Linked DNA regions of Homo sapiens: regions 1 and 2 are each linked to region 3. The links are chromatin loops, found by intact Hi-C in ENCODE. Cell type or tissue: mammary epithelial cell. All regions are shown on one strand.

The links. Peaks named below come from ENCODE experiments on the same cell type or tissue, not always from the same donor. Only the 100,000 strongest peaks of a DNase experiment are listed, where the experiment ranks them.
Region 1: a loop joins it to region 3, with 6 times the contacts of the local background. A loop is called at or near these places in 3 of 110 quality-filtered maps.
Region 2: a loop joins it to region 3, with 15 times the contacts of the local background. A loop is called at or near these places in 23 of 110 quality-filtered maps.

Annotation. Positions count from the first base shown.
Region 1 is chr6:131,921,943-131,926,942 of GRCh38, reverse strand. The region is part of intron 2 of CCN2-AS1 (CCN2 antisense RNA 1); the gene reads right to left. Among named protein-coding and RNA genes, the nearest start is that of CCN2-AS1, 22 kb to the right of the region's middle. In mammary epithelial cell, CTCF peaks have their summits at 1,877 (motif pointing left) and 3,367 (motif pointing left); a DNase peak (open chromatin) is centred at 3,372; H3K27ac peaks cover 301 bases.
Region 2 is chr6:132,298,206-132,303,205 of GRCh38, reverse strand. The region is part of intron 10 of MOXD1 (monooxygenase DBH like 1); the gene reads left to right. Among named protein-coding and RNA genes, the nearest start is that of MOXD1, 100 kb to the left of the region's middle. In mammary epithelial cell, CTCF peaks have their summits at 2,682 (motif pointing left) and 4,669 (motif pointing right); no DNase peak of the experiment used is centred here.
Region 3 is chr6:132,390,165-132,395,164 of GRCh38, reverse strand. All of the region lies in intron 1 of MOXD1 (monooxygenase DBH like 1), which reads left to right. Among named protein-coding and RNA genes, the nearest start is that of MOXD1, 8.8 kb to the left of the region's middle. In mammary epithelial cell, a CTCF peak has its summit at 2,178 (motif pointing right); a DNase peak (open chromatin) is centred at 3,294; H3K27ac peaks cover 1,727 bases.

The DNA.
Region 1 (5,000 bases), 470 kb after region 3:
TATATAAATGTATAAAGTAATATATTTAAGAATATATTAATGTATCATTGAAACTAATTTTACCTGTTTCTTTTTATTTTTTTAAATGGGACTCCTGAAAAATTTTCAATTATATATATGACTCATGTATTTCTTCTTTTTTTTTTTTTTTTTTAAGACAGAGTTTTGTTCTTGCTGCCCAGACTGGAGTACAACGGTGTGATATCGGCTCACCACAACCTCCACCTCCCGGGTTCAAGCCATTCTCCTGCCTCAGCCTCCTGAGTAGCTGGGATTACAGGTGCCTGCCACCACACCCAGCTAATTTATTTTGTGTTTTTAGTAGAGATGGAGTTTCACCATGTTGGCCAGGCTGGTCTTGAACTCTTGACCTCAGGTGATCTGCCTGTCTTGGCCTCCCCAAGTGCTGGGATTACAGGCATGAGCCACCACGCCCAGCCTGACTCATGCATTCCTATTGAACAGTACTACACTATTACATGTTGGTGTGTATATCCATTTAAATTGTTCAATAAATATAATTTTAATGGTTAAATACTGTACAAACTATTTGATAACCATTTTTTCCACTTCTCAATATGTCAAGAACATCTTGCCATAGCAATAGATAATCATCTACAACCTTGCAAAGACTAAAATGAATGAGAGATCCTTATTTGCCAGCATGAACTTACTGCTGAGCAAATTATTTGTGTTGGACCTCCATTCCTTAATTAGAACACCTCCTAAAATACTGAGGGCAGAGCAGAGAGGTAGCAGGTAGGGGAGCCCTGGACCATGCAATGAGATGTGTTTCCAAGAATCTAAGTACAGACTTGGATGAAAGGAGTATTTAAGAGCTAAACTTTTCATATTACATCTGCCCTAGTTGTAGTAACAATAAGAGACAATCATCTGTCAATAGCTTTTGTGGGCTATTCTGTCATTCAGGCTTATGCTCAAGCAATAATACCATTTTTAGGAGGTGACTATATAGTTGACAAACCATACAGCACCCACAGACTGCCTCTAAGCAACCAATACAAAACAGATTGATGAGACTTGCTGTACTTAAAGTCTTGTAAGAGAACAGGGAGTAATAAAGTCTCAAAATAGATTCTCTAATAAGAAAATTTTTCCTTAAATGTCAACTTTTGAATTTCAGCTCAACTATAGCAAATCTGTACTCCTCATACTTAAAGAATAATTATTCTTAGATGGAAATATACTGTATTTGATATATTGAATATACTGGCACAAAAAGGCTAAATTATTTCACAAGTTTTCAGATCCCAAAGGAATAGTTAATGGCACCAATACTCCTTGCACACTAAAAATTGTCTAGAGACAATATTCATCATCAACACTACTTCTCAGAGATGCAACATGGTTTTGGGAAAAAATTAGAGGTTTCTAGTGTTTCAACAACCTGCATTTAAATCCTGGATTCACATTTACCAGTTGTGTGATCTTAGAATGTAATTTAACCTTCCTAAACCTTTCCCCATCTTAAAAGGAAGCAGTAATAAATGCACTGTATGTCAACGTAAATATCAACATTTAGTATTTCATTCATTGGATCCTTTGAAGCATTTATTTTGTGCTAGGTACATAGTAGCTCATATATAAGTGCTAAGTAAAATTCTTTCTCTTTTCTTTTCCCCTTTATGTTACTTAAACATCTAACCCAGCTACACTGGAGAACACACAGGTAAAAGAGCAGAGATAGGAAGAAAATAAAAATAAAACATGACACCCTGCCATAAAAGACTAATAGGATTATATACAGTTTGGGTTTTTTTCCCCCTCATTTCGCTTGCCCCTAATGATTTTGTTTCAAAAGACATTGCAATGGAAGTCCACTGCAATAGAGTCATTTGCTCTTTCTTTTGTATTACACTGACATCGTGTGGCCATCTGAAGACGTCTCTAGAAATTGACAACTGTCATTCCCAGATTTTTAACCTTCAGCTGCAGAGATGCCATATGAGTAGTTGAATCTCTACATTTAAGAACCAAATGACAAAACAAGTCCCTTTTGGAGGCTTTAAACATATTATATACATAGATAATTCTAAGAATTCAGATTAGCTGAATAATTTGACATATTATTCTGTTATGGTTTAGATAGTTAATAAAATATTTATTTTTTGTTTGTTTTAGGGAGAAAGGTCTCATCCTGCCACCCAGACTGGAGTGCAATAGCATGATCATAGGTCACCACAGCACCAAATTTCTGGGCTTAAGCTATCCTCCTGCCTCAGCCTCTGAACTAGCTAGGACTACAGTCACATACCATCATGCCTGGCTAATTTTTTTTTTTTTTTTTGGTTGAGACAGGGTCTTGCTATGTTGCCCTGGACTGGTCTCAAACTCCTGGCCTCAAGCAATCCTCAAGCCTCAGCCTCCCAAAGTGCTGGGATTATAGATGCGAGCCACTGTTGTCAGTCCATTAGTCTTGATTTACACTTTAGTAATTTTCTTTTGTGATTTGGAGACAAAACTTTACAAACATTTTTGTAGGCCTTTAAAACTTTATATCCATAAGCACTGTATCTGGAGCACCTAATAGATGAAATATTGTTTTATGACAGGGCTTCCCAAGTCATCAGAATCCTTGGCATAGGATTTGTTAAAACAAAGATTGGTGGTCTCCATCCTCAGAGTTTTTGACTCTGTAGGTCTGAGGTGGGATCTGAAAATTTGCATTTCTAACAAATTTCCTGGTGATGCTGATACTCCTGGTCCCAGCACTACATTTGAGAACCACTGGTGTTGTGTTTGCAACTGCTAGGATTCAGAGCAGACCATGAGTGAGGTGAATTCCACTTAGAGGAGCAAGGGTATGTGCAGCTGTATAGAAGATATTTGATTTTTACCTCAAACTGCTTACCATGTGGCAAGAGGTACTGTCCGAAAGACATGGTGGTGCTGCAGTGGGCAGTGGAGTTCCAGTTTTTCTATTAATTTGTAGAAATCCCCTGGGAAGGTCATTGCCTCTCTCTGGGGTTCGGTGCTGCCTGCACAGAGTGAGTTTTGAGGATCAAAAAATTATGAGATAGCAGGGCACTGTATCCATGAGAGTTAATACTTTATCAGTATTAAGTGAGAAATCAAAATAATGTGGAAGCATAATATTCTTTATATGCAGTCTAAACACTAATGCAATGCAAGAGAGCAGGAAAACCTAAGTGAGAAAGAAGTGGTTTGGCACACCATTAGCTAAGGCTAAAAAGGCCCTCAGGACCAGCTACTCTCCCATAGCTTCAGAATACAATTGCTAAAAACCTGGAGTGAACTGAAGACTGTAACCTTATTTTACAAATGAGAGTACCAGCACGGATGAAATTGCAGTTGCAAACTGGCCTCTGAACCTAGCAAGACCCATGTCCAACAGCGACACCTTGTGGCAATGACTTAGATAGCTGCACTGAGGGACAGCTGACTCCAATGCTCTCTGTCTGGGGCTTGGAAGAGGACCAACTCCCTTTATATTGAATAATCCTGAGGAATTCTTCAATAATTTGGGGGAGAAAGTAAGACCTCAAAAGAGAGACACTGGATTCTTGCATAAAGAATAAAATCCAGGCATCTGGATTTTTTTAAATTACACAGAAAAATTGTGACCAGATTTGTATATTAAAAATCAGTAATATGGGTCATGTGTGTAATATAATATTTGTTTCTGCTGTGGGAGAGTCAAGCAGGACTCAGTCTTCTGTATCTAGATCTGTAAAGGGCTCCAATAATGAGAGAAGGAGCAGCTGTCACTGGTCCTACTCTGTTGTTAAATATATCTATGGGTGCTAAGGACTACTTGAATGAATAACCTCAGGTGTTAAGAATTTGCTAGATGGATTTATGTTTCTGAGCTGTAGATAAACTGAACATTCTCCCACTACAAACCTAGAAATTGTGGGTAAAATATAGCCAACATTATTTTAAATGCATTGTTGAGCTCTCAAGAAAAAAGAGGAATTCTACAGGGCCTTCAAATAATAATAAATTTAAAACTATGAGTGCCAAATAACACGGAGGCCACCTTGGAAGGGAGGAGAGTTTCCAGTCCCAGTAACCAAAAGTCTGCAGTTTTAGCACCCATATGAGCACAGAATGTAAAACGCTGAACCCAGCTGATGAAGCTGAAACTACAACCATCACCCCATGACCATCCCCCAATAAAGCCAGAACACTTACTGAACCAAAACTTCATTGAAGGGGTGGGTTAGAAAAAATCCACTCACTAGCACAAGGAGAAACAGTTTGATCTGTTTGGATAGGAAAACAATTTTCCTCACCATTTATATCTGTGAGTCTTCCCATAAAACTCCTTGAGGTTTGAAACAGTACTACCTATATGGTCTGAGAACCCCCAAGCCAGGAGATTAATAGTTAGTCCCAATATACAAATATCTCGGGTATCTGACTGAAGCAAACTGGAAACCTCTTCAGAGGGGCATAGTTCCAAGTCAGGTTGTAGAGGATTTCTACAGATGAAGTCTAAGATGAGTTCGCAATTCAAAATTACAAAACATAATTTAAAATGATCATCCATGAGAGAATGTTGGGATACAAAAGCAAGAATAATAGACCACAACCCACAAGTTAACAGAAAGGAGGAGCAGAACATCAGTTAGGGATGGGGATGGGATAAGGAATAGGTCTCCACTCCATGCAAGTGGAAATGACTGCTAGTGGCTCTCCTGAGCTCTGTGTTGAGAATGTTCTGAGGCCATGTCCAGGCTCCATGGGAAAGCTTCATTGTCATATTTAGTGTTCTCTTCCTATTAGAAAAGTGTGTTTATTTTTCTCTCTTTCTTTGTCAATCTTCTCAGACAAATGAAAACAATTTACTTTACCCAAAGCACTAAAAAGAAAAAAAAAATCGACACACATATTTATCTATTTGTCTTCCCTCCCTGCCCTCACCAGCACCTGTGACTGTTCTTGACACATAGAAGGCGCTCACCTGATTTTTAATTTTTATGGGTACATAGTAGGTGTATATATTGATGAGGTAC
Region 2 (5,000 bases), 92 kb after region 3:
AAAAGCTGTATTTATTGAAGTTTGTTTCATCATTTTTTTGGTTTGTTTTGTGCTTTTCATATCCTGCTTAAAAAATCTTTGCCTACTCAAGGGAAGACTTTCTCTTGTTTTCCCCCTGAAAAGTTCACAGTTTTAGCTTTTACATTTAGGTGGATCCATTTTGAACACATTTTTGTGTGTAGTGTAAGGTAAATCCAACGTTCTTTGTTTTTCATATAGATATCAAGTTGTGCAAGAACCATTTGATGAAAGAAAACTACCTTTTTACTATTGAATTACTTTGGAATATTTGTTGGAAAATCATTTGTCCATATATTGGTTCTTTCTGGATTTTCTATTCTGTTTCATTGCTCTATATGTTTAGCCTTACTCTAAAACCACATTTAATTATTATAGTTTTATAGGAAGTCTTAAATGTAGGTCTCCAAAACTTTGTCATTTTTTCCCAAAATTATTTTGATAGTCTAGGTTTATTCTATTTTCATACATATATTTAAATCAACTTGTCAATTTCATTTTTAAAAAGGACCTGCTGGGATTTGATTGGGATTATACTGAATTTCTAGACAATTTGAGAGAATTGATACCTTAACAATATTGAGTCTTCTAATCTATGAACATGGTATGCCTCTTCACTTATTTACTGTTCTTTCATTTCTCTAAGCACTTTTTTGTGGTTTTCAATATAGAAGTTTTGCGCATGTTTTGTTAATAATATGTTTTTTTAAGTTTTAGTTATCCTTGTCTGCTAATTCTTTAATCTCTGTCATTTCAAGATCTTGGAGTATTGACTGATTTTTTCTTCTAGTTTAGATTCACATTTACATACTTGTTGATGTGTTTAATAATTTTTTGACTAGACATAGACAACAGGACATTATGCACATTCTGTTAATTAGTACTAGGTTGTTTTTATTTCTTTAAAGAACCTTGTTAGCGTGAGTCTAGAATAGATGTTTACTCCGTGTAGTCAACAGAGACATTCCACTCTGGCTAGTTTGAGCTCAAATGTCTGCTAGCTCTATACAGGCTCTGGGAATTGTTTAGGTCACAATCTTCTAGTTGTTCATTGCCCAGTCTTGTGGATTTTACCCTAAATATAGTTGGCTTATTGCTTAGTTACTGACTCAGAGGATCCTTATACAAATTTTTCCTCTGCAGTAGTCTACCTTGAATATGTAAGCTTCTTCAGACTCCCTTAACTCTGGTCTTCATCTCCTTAACTTATTGAGATCGTCATTTTCTGTTTCGAAATTCCCTTTCCTGCATTCTGGTTCAGAGAATGCTTCTAGGCAGAAAGCTGGGATGAACATAATATTCAAACACCTTATTTGTTTCCTTCCTTTTGGGGATCATAGTTCTGTGCTATTTTCCAATGTCCAAACCAGCTGTTTCATATGGTTTGTCGAATTTTGAGTTTTTTACAGGAAGTTAGTGTCAGTTACTCCAACATGGCCAAAAGTGGAAGTCTGTTAATGAATTTTTGTTCCTTTTGCTAGTTTTTGATCACATGTTTACTTGCTTGATGGATGGAGAGTGTGTAATATAGTTCATTTAGCTATAAGTACATGGACTTTGTTTCTTGGTTAAATCTTCCATCTCTCTTCCTTCCTTCTCCTTCTCTACCCCGAGAAAGACATTAGCAATAAAACTTTTAAAACAGGAGTCCAGAGAGGCTCAGATAAGAAATGTAACCACAGATTATTTTTCTCCATCTGCTTTTCAATTTATATAGAACAGAGGGACCAAGTATAAAAATCATTAAACTTTTAAAATTTCCATTGATCAGTTTGAATTTATAAGAATAAATAGCTTTATGTTCCACTTAAAAATTTAAAAAATTACTCTACCATGGTGTATTGCAGTCAACTTTGCTATCTTCTTAGAAAAACATGTCTCAGAGTTTAGATGGAATTTACAAAGGAAAATTACCCATCAATATTAAAGCATAATAATAACACTGTTTTTTATTGACTACAGTAATATATATATATATATATATATATAATACCATTCGTTTACATGTATGTATGGAGAGACATTTACACACTGACAAGATATGCAGAAATGTAACTTTTTATTTCTGTAACATTCCCAATTATTTCCAACTAATCCCTAATCCCAGTAAAAGCAGAAATACTTGCTACTTTAAGGTTACCTGGTTTAAAGCTTAGTCTTTTTGAAAAAAAGTATTCAGGATAAATATTCACTTTTTCTGTCTGCTCTTTTCTCTAGGAAATAATTTGGAAGTGTGTAGGATAGGCTAGAAAGGTTAGAGATGACAAGTAGGATGTTTATTAGTATAAAGTTATTATAGAACAGGGGCCTAAACCAAGTTAGTGGGAGTGGAAAGGAGATGATAAATATGAGACAAAGATGCCATCTCAGAAAGGTTGATGACCACATCCCCAGGTCACCCAGCCTCAGTCATTCTGTCTCCAACATACGCGCCATTGGGCTTGGCCTTTCTACATATCTGTTCTAAAAACTGACAAATGGGGTTACACCTCTTCTGTCACTTTATGTTGGACAATCTCAATAATAGGCAATTTAGTAAATTATTATAGCAGCAAAGCTTTTTAAGATTTCATCTGTGTATAATGGTCACACTATTCACTCTTAACAGCGGGGCACCAGAGGCTTTAGGCAACCTAAGCACCATAGTAAAGCTGTCGTGCCACCTTGTGGTGTTTCAGATGGTTACAGACTGATGATTTTCCCCTAGCATTTATCTGGTTATAAAATTGATTTTCTCTTTTTCAAATTAGGCATTTTATCTTTTTGAAAAGTAAATTTTATTTTTAATAATTGACTTAAAATGATCAATAGCTGTAGCTTTTAGTGCTTTTAAAAGGACATTGTATGCAAATATAATAACTTCTTTCAAGTCAAGTTTTTGCTTGATACTAATTCTGGATTGTGTCTCTACAAAATTGTCACAATATGTTTAATTTTCAAATGCTATAGATTTTAGGCCATTGCTAGGTATGTTTATGTAATGCAATGCTGATTGCTCTTACTTTATGGGGCTTCACTTTAAGGTCTTTGTATAAAATAATGCATTTAAAACTCAACAAAGATATATATTGATTCTAATTAAAGGAAATTATGAAAAATGTAAAGATCTATATATATTACCTATTTTCCTCATTGTCTCACTTATTAGATATGGAAGAAATATTTCAAATTTAGACATAAAAAATTATCTTTATAACTCCAAGAAATTAATAAGGAACTTTTAATTTACTTAAAAAGATGATATTCAATGTGCCTGAGTGGGTTATGTATGTTAAGAGAGAGAGAGAGAGAGAGAGAGGGAGAGAGAAATGACATAAATAAATTTTAAAAATATGAAGATTAATGTATATTCTTCAGCTGAGATTATTTGATAATTATAGAAATTACTGTAACATCTTGGGATGTTATGAGTGCCAGATACTTTCTAGTCACCATGATAATTTCCTGCAAGGTCCATGGATTAATGTAAAATTTTGTGACATGCCAGCACTTACACTTTTCCCTTTTTCAGGAATCAATAATATAAAACTTATATTTAATGAAAGACAACACCTGAAAACTATCTTTTCAAGCAAGTTATGTCATTCACTTTTTCACTTCACTTTTTCTGTCACTTCTTCTGTCTGCTCATGTCATTCTTGTGATTTCTTTTTCCTTTCTTGAATATTTGGCATGTGATTTTTGGAGTGGCAGGTGAAGGCAGAGTGTATTCTATATAGGGTATTTTTTTTCTCAGTACATTTTTAAAATTTCAACTTTTATTTTAGGTTCAAGGGATGCATGTTTAGGTTTGTTACAATGGTATATTGTGTGAAACTGAGGTTTAGAGTATGAATGATTCCATCACCCAGGTAGTGAGCCAGGCACCCAACAGGTAGTTTTTTCATTCTTGTCTCCCTCTCTCCCTCTCTCTCTAGTAGTTCCCAGTGTCTGTTTTTCCCATCTTTATGTCTATGTGTATTCAATGATTAGATCCCACTTATATGTGAGAACACGCGGTTTTTGGTTTTCTGTTCCTGTGTAATTCACTTAGGATGATGGCCTCCAGATGCACCCATGCTGCTGCAAAGGACATGATTTCTTTCTTTTTTTGTGTGGCTACATAGTATTCCATGGTGTATATGTACCACATTTTCTTTATCTAGTCCACCTTTGATGGACACCTTGGTTGATTCCATGTCTTTGCTATTGTGAATAGTGCTATGATGAACATACAAATGCATGTGGTCTTTTTGGTAGAACTATTTATTTTCCTTTGGGTGTATAGCTAGTAATAGGATTACTGGGTTGAATGGTAGTTCTGTTTTAAGTTCTTTGAGAAATCTACAAACTGCTTCCACAGTTGGCTGAACTAATTTACATCCCCACCAACAATGTATAAGCATTGTCTTTTCTCTGCAACCTTGCCAATATCAGTTGTTGTTTTTTTTTGCATTTTAATAATAGCCCTTCTGACTGGTGAGATGGTATCTCACTCTGGTTTTTATTTGCATTTTTCTGATGATTATTAGTGATGTGGAGCATTTTTTCATGTTTTTTGGCCTTATGTATGTCTTCTTTTGAGAAATGAGTAAAATTTTTGAAGCATTGATCAAATCACATTTTTTGTTGTATTTGTCTTCTCACTTAGCTAAGCCAAAACAGATCAGCCAGCAGGGGTCAGGCTTTTATAGTGTATGGGTTTGAACTTTCCATCTCTCACAGTATCTTTTAGGAACCTGCAGGTTTCTTGATTACACCATTAGCATTGTACTTTTCAGAAATGAATGCTTACCAGTTAATTTTTTAACTAGAACCAAACCAAATTAATGTAGAATTGTGAGACTCTGTAGAAGCTTTCTGAGACAAAATTATTTGTTTAAATTTTGACCGGGCATGGTGGCTCACACCTATAATCCCAGCACTTTGAGTGGTGGAGGTGGGAGGGTTGCTTGCGCCTGGGAGTTCCAGACCAACCTGGGCAACATAGCAAGACCCCATAT
Region 3 (5,000 bases):
TCCTTTCAGCATCTTGAATATATCAGCCCATTCTTTCCTAGTCTATAAGGTTTCTGCTGTTAGTCTAGTCTGACAGACGTACCTTTATAAGTGACTTGATGCTTTTCTCTTGCTTTTTTGAGTTTTCTCTGTGTCTTTCACCTCTGATATTTTGACTATAATGTGCTGAGCAGAAGAACTTTTTGAATTGTATCTATATGGAGAACTTTGAGCCTCTTGTTTCTGGATATCTAAAGTTTTTTGCAAGACTTGGGAAGTTTTTATCTATTGTTTTGTTAAATAGGTTTTCTAACTCCTTCATTTTCTCTTCACCTTCTCAGATCCTAAATTCAAATACTTGGTCACTTTATGATGTTATATAGGCTTTGCTCATTCTTTTTTTATCCTTTTAATTTATTTTTGTCTGAGTTATTTCAAAATACCTCTCTTCAAGTTCTGAGATTCTTTTGCTTCATCTAGTCTGTTGTTGAAACTTTAGAATGTATTTTTTATTTAATTCAATGAATTCTTCAGTTGTAGAATTTCTGTTTGGTCTCTTTTTTTATGACATCTATCTCTTTGGTAAATTTCTCATTTATTTCCTGAATTGCTTTTCTGGTTTCTTTGCATTATTTTTCAGTATTCTGTTGTGTCTTACTGAGCTTCTTTAAAATCAATATTTTGAATTCTTTTTTGGGGGGTATTTCTTAAATTTCTTTTTGATGAGAATCTGTTGCTGGATAATTATGGTGTGCCTTTGGAGATACCATATTTCCTTATTTTTTCATGCTTCTTGTGTCCTTACATTGATCATTTGTGCATCTGATATAACAGTTGCTCCAGTTTTTTGAATTTGCTTTCATAGGGGATGACATTTCTTGAAGATTTATCTACGGTGTTGGCTGGGTAGGGCACTTTGGCCTTGACTCTAGGTGTGGGTGGTTGTATAGTCTCTGTGTAATTTTTCCAGCTGTAAACAGTGTCAGTGGTGTCTGTGATTTCCTCAGTGGTTTAGGGTGTGATTATTAGTGGAGGTTGTGGTGAAGTTTTGCTGGGAACTAGGACATTAGGTGGGCCAGTCTTTGGGCCTCAGTGGTGGCAGCAGTGGGTTGAGCATTAGCCTCTCCAGGTGCTGGGAATATCATGGTGGGTCAGGAGGATGGGCAGGTTATCATGCTTCTGGGTAGCAGGTATGCTGTGGCAATGGCAGTAGCTGTGGTGGGACAACTTTCTGGAACCCAAGTGGTCAGTGCTGGTGTTGGTGATGTCCATGATGAACTGGGCAAGCTGGTCCTCAGTCCTGCAGATGGCACATGAAAATGTATAGCTGCCTTTTTGTTGGGGTGGCAAGGTCACTTCCAGTGGCTCCTGCCTCAGCCCAACAGTGGTGTCTGTGGGTGATGAGTGTCAGTTGGGCTCCAGGGATATGGAGGTGCAGGGGCTCTTGGGCCCCCAGGCAGAACACATTCTGGCAGGGGCGGGGCTTTCATAATGGCACAGTGCTGCAGCTGCTTAGGACTTGGGGGTTTGTAGGACTCAGCATGAGCTCCCTGTCTAGAACAATGCCATTATGTGATCTCTAGGCAGTTCTCTGTGAGTCTCAGGGCCCATGAGAGTCCAGGGGCTCTCCTATGGCTAGCATTGTAGAATTCTGTGGCAGGAATGTGGACCACTTGGTGTCTCTCACTTACCCTTTCCTCACATTAAGGAGCCTCTCCGGGCTCCCAGCTGATCCCAGCTAAGCTGGCTTCCTTGCTTCCCTCTCCTTCCTTGCTTTCAGTGCTTCCCATCACTTCTCTGTTGAATTCCAGTATTCTCTCTCAGATGATCTATTCAAAATGTGATTATCTAATTGCTATTTTAGCTCCTCTCTCTGGAAAAGGTGAGTACCAGATGCATTTAGTCAGCCATCTTGAAGCTTCCTGTCTACATGCATCCTTTCTCTGTTGGCACTACTGAAATTGGGGGCAATCTTTACTTATTCTCCTTTCCTTTTCCCACCCCCTTCTCTGTCTGACACACACACACACACACTCACTCCACTCACAAGGAGTTGGAAGCAGTTGGTAATTTTTCAACTGTCCTCCTATTCTATACCCTCTCCACCCTAGAAAAAGACTTCTGAAATTCAGCAACCATATATTTTTCAGTAGCTGGCAATCATTAATTCAGGGTTAGATCCAATGAGACTACCTCCAGAGGGCAGTGTGACATTTACCTGCAGACCTGTGGAGTTAAGAAATCAGATTTTACTTAAGGCCACAGGCCCTTTAAAACTATATCCAGGGACCTGGCATATGGAAATTTGCGCTGCCCATTTTAACCTTTTTGACTCCTTCTGGAGATATTTCCGCAAAGAGGATATTAACAGGTATGATCAAGATGGGAAAGAAAAGAGAGAAATGTGGTTGTAAAGTGAAGCCTATCTCAACATAATCTATTGGATAAATTGTTCTGGAGCAGCTCATGCTTGTGGAAACATTTCCCTTGAATGCTGCCGAGGTCAGTTTCTACACCATCTTTCACAGAAGTGTCAGGGTGAGGTGGGAAGCCATCTCCTTTTGCACTGGCTTTTCAAAACCTCACTATTTTGTCTCAGTGAATCAGTTCAGCTCTCATTGCCCTGATGGATTCATGTCCTTTCCTTGTTCTTTGCCCCTTTTTGACACAGAGCAACTCCACCCCCGCCCGAATCATTTAGCAACTGTGAGTGCCCATTTGAGGCAAGTAATGCAGCCGATGAATGCTGAGTTTGTGTGAATTAGAGAAGAGAGCAACGTTGTTGAATATGCCTGTTGAATTTGCATGAAAATTGATTCACCCTTCTTATGGGGGTATAAATCGCTGGTGAATGGAGGCTGAAACATATGTTATCATTTCTTACAGCCTTGCTTGCTTGTCTCAAAAACTGAGGCCTGTGATGCGAAGTGTCTTCAGCAGCAGGGTAATTGCTGCCGGGCCACTTGCTGAGGAAGTGCTTGGAACTGATTTGAAATCACAGAAAACAGTGAGCATTCTTTGTGGTTAACGATGTGCTTCTTTTAAGCACACCCCAGCCAACGGCGACAAAGAAATGTTTGGAAAGCAAATTGAAAGGCTGTAAGGGAGAGATGAAGAGAGTGTGCAACCCTGACACAGCTCAGCTGGTGCTTTGTTAAGAGATATTTATAAGTCTTCAGATTATGCCCCCCAATTTCCAGGCAACGAAGAGACTTCTCCAAGTGTCGTGCTTTGTGCATTAGTAATAAGGACACATGCTCCACAGTAATGCTGGAACACAGGATGATGCTCTTCAGCTGTGTGCTTCTTCCTGGCGGAGCAGATGATTTCATAATTAGCCTGAGGAAACAGGCAGACCTAACAGCCAAGGAAACAATGCACCTGAATTGACAAACGAAGTTCAAGGCTTTAGGCAACCAATGGCATATTTCTAGAGTGTTGGAAGGAGAGGCAAGAGTCTACTTCAAAGAAACTGAATGGTGGTTTATTGATTTTTCATTTGTAATAGAGCCATATTAAAATAAAGTTACTGGTGAAGGGGATGAATTCATTACACATTGTCATGTTTCTGGAAGTATTTGATCCATACGTAATACAAAAAAACTGCGTATGGATGACTCACAATGCTTTTTATTGTAACTTAAAAAAAACTGGTAAAGAACTTTTAAACAGGAAAAACATTTCTCCAGGAAGCTTCTTCTAAATCTATTTCTTTTTAACTTGTTAAATTTCAGTAGAAAAAAAAAGCTGTTCATAAGGACACCATATAGCATATACGCAAAAATGTCTGCAAAAATAATTTCAAATGGATAATTTTTATTAACTGTAAGCTAGGGATTGTATATCTGAGTATCATACAAATAATGTATAGATCAGATTTAATTTATTATGAAGGTCTATCTTATTCATCTAATTTAGCCAAACATTGTGAGAAAATCTTGACGCCATTCTTTCTTTTATGAGCTAAATATTGATTTTTGCATATTTACTCGCTGCCTCTTAAGAGCTCATATTTCGGTTGATTCCCCTCAAACCTCCTACTCTTCCTTGCCTCTCCCCTCAATGTTTCAGGTGAGAAAACTAAACCTTAGGTAACTATTAAATGGCGTATTGGGCCATACAGATCAGCAGCCTGGATTTATTCCTCTGAGTCCCAGTTTGGTACTCTTCTTCTCCTGAAAGCAAACTGTAGCTTACATAAAAACATATGTTAATTTTCCTCCTAAATAGTGAAAGAACATGTATAATCAGATACATTTTAAACAAATTGATAAAATGAAATCATGGCATTTCTCTTACTGCTTTTATTCCACTATAAATGGCACACTGACACATTTCCATAATATGATTTTTATGATTTTTCATTCATCATATGCCATACCTTGTGATAAGTCCTTACAGTGTGTTCTCATGCAATTCTCGTGATAGTCCTGTGAGGTCAATATCTTATTACTCTCATTTTGTAGGTGTATAAATGTGGGCCTTCATGTCACAAAGCATGGAAATTGTCTGTGGCTGTCATATGACTGTTTCAGGAAAGTACTCAGAATGTTGGAATGTTCATTTACTGAATATTCACTGAATGTTTATTGAACACTTCGAGATGCTGGGGACACAACATTGAATGAGATAAAACCATTGGTATCACGGAGCCCGTATTGTGGTGGTGGGGGTAGCATTAAACAAATAAATAAGCAAGAGAAACATCAGAAAGTACTAAGTGCTAAGTGCTGTGCAGATAATTAAAACGGAGTGATGTGATAAGCAGTGTGTCTGTGTGGCTATTTGAGATCAGGATGCTGATACTCAAAACATGAAAGAAAACAAGTGTCCCAAGTTTTGAAGGTTGTCTTTCGACGTTAACCATAGTGTGTACAATTCAAAGCATTATGTACTATGAAGAAGATGATCTGGCATAGGCATCAAAGAACTCAGTAGACCTTGAATACAGGAAACTACCTACCTGGGGAAAATATAATTAATGTTTTTTTCAAATGTGTCTGAACCGCATGAGCTCTCTT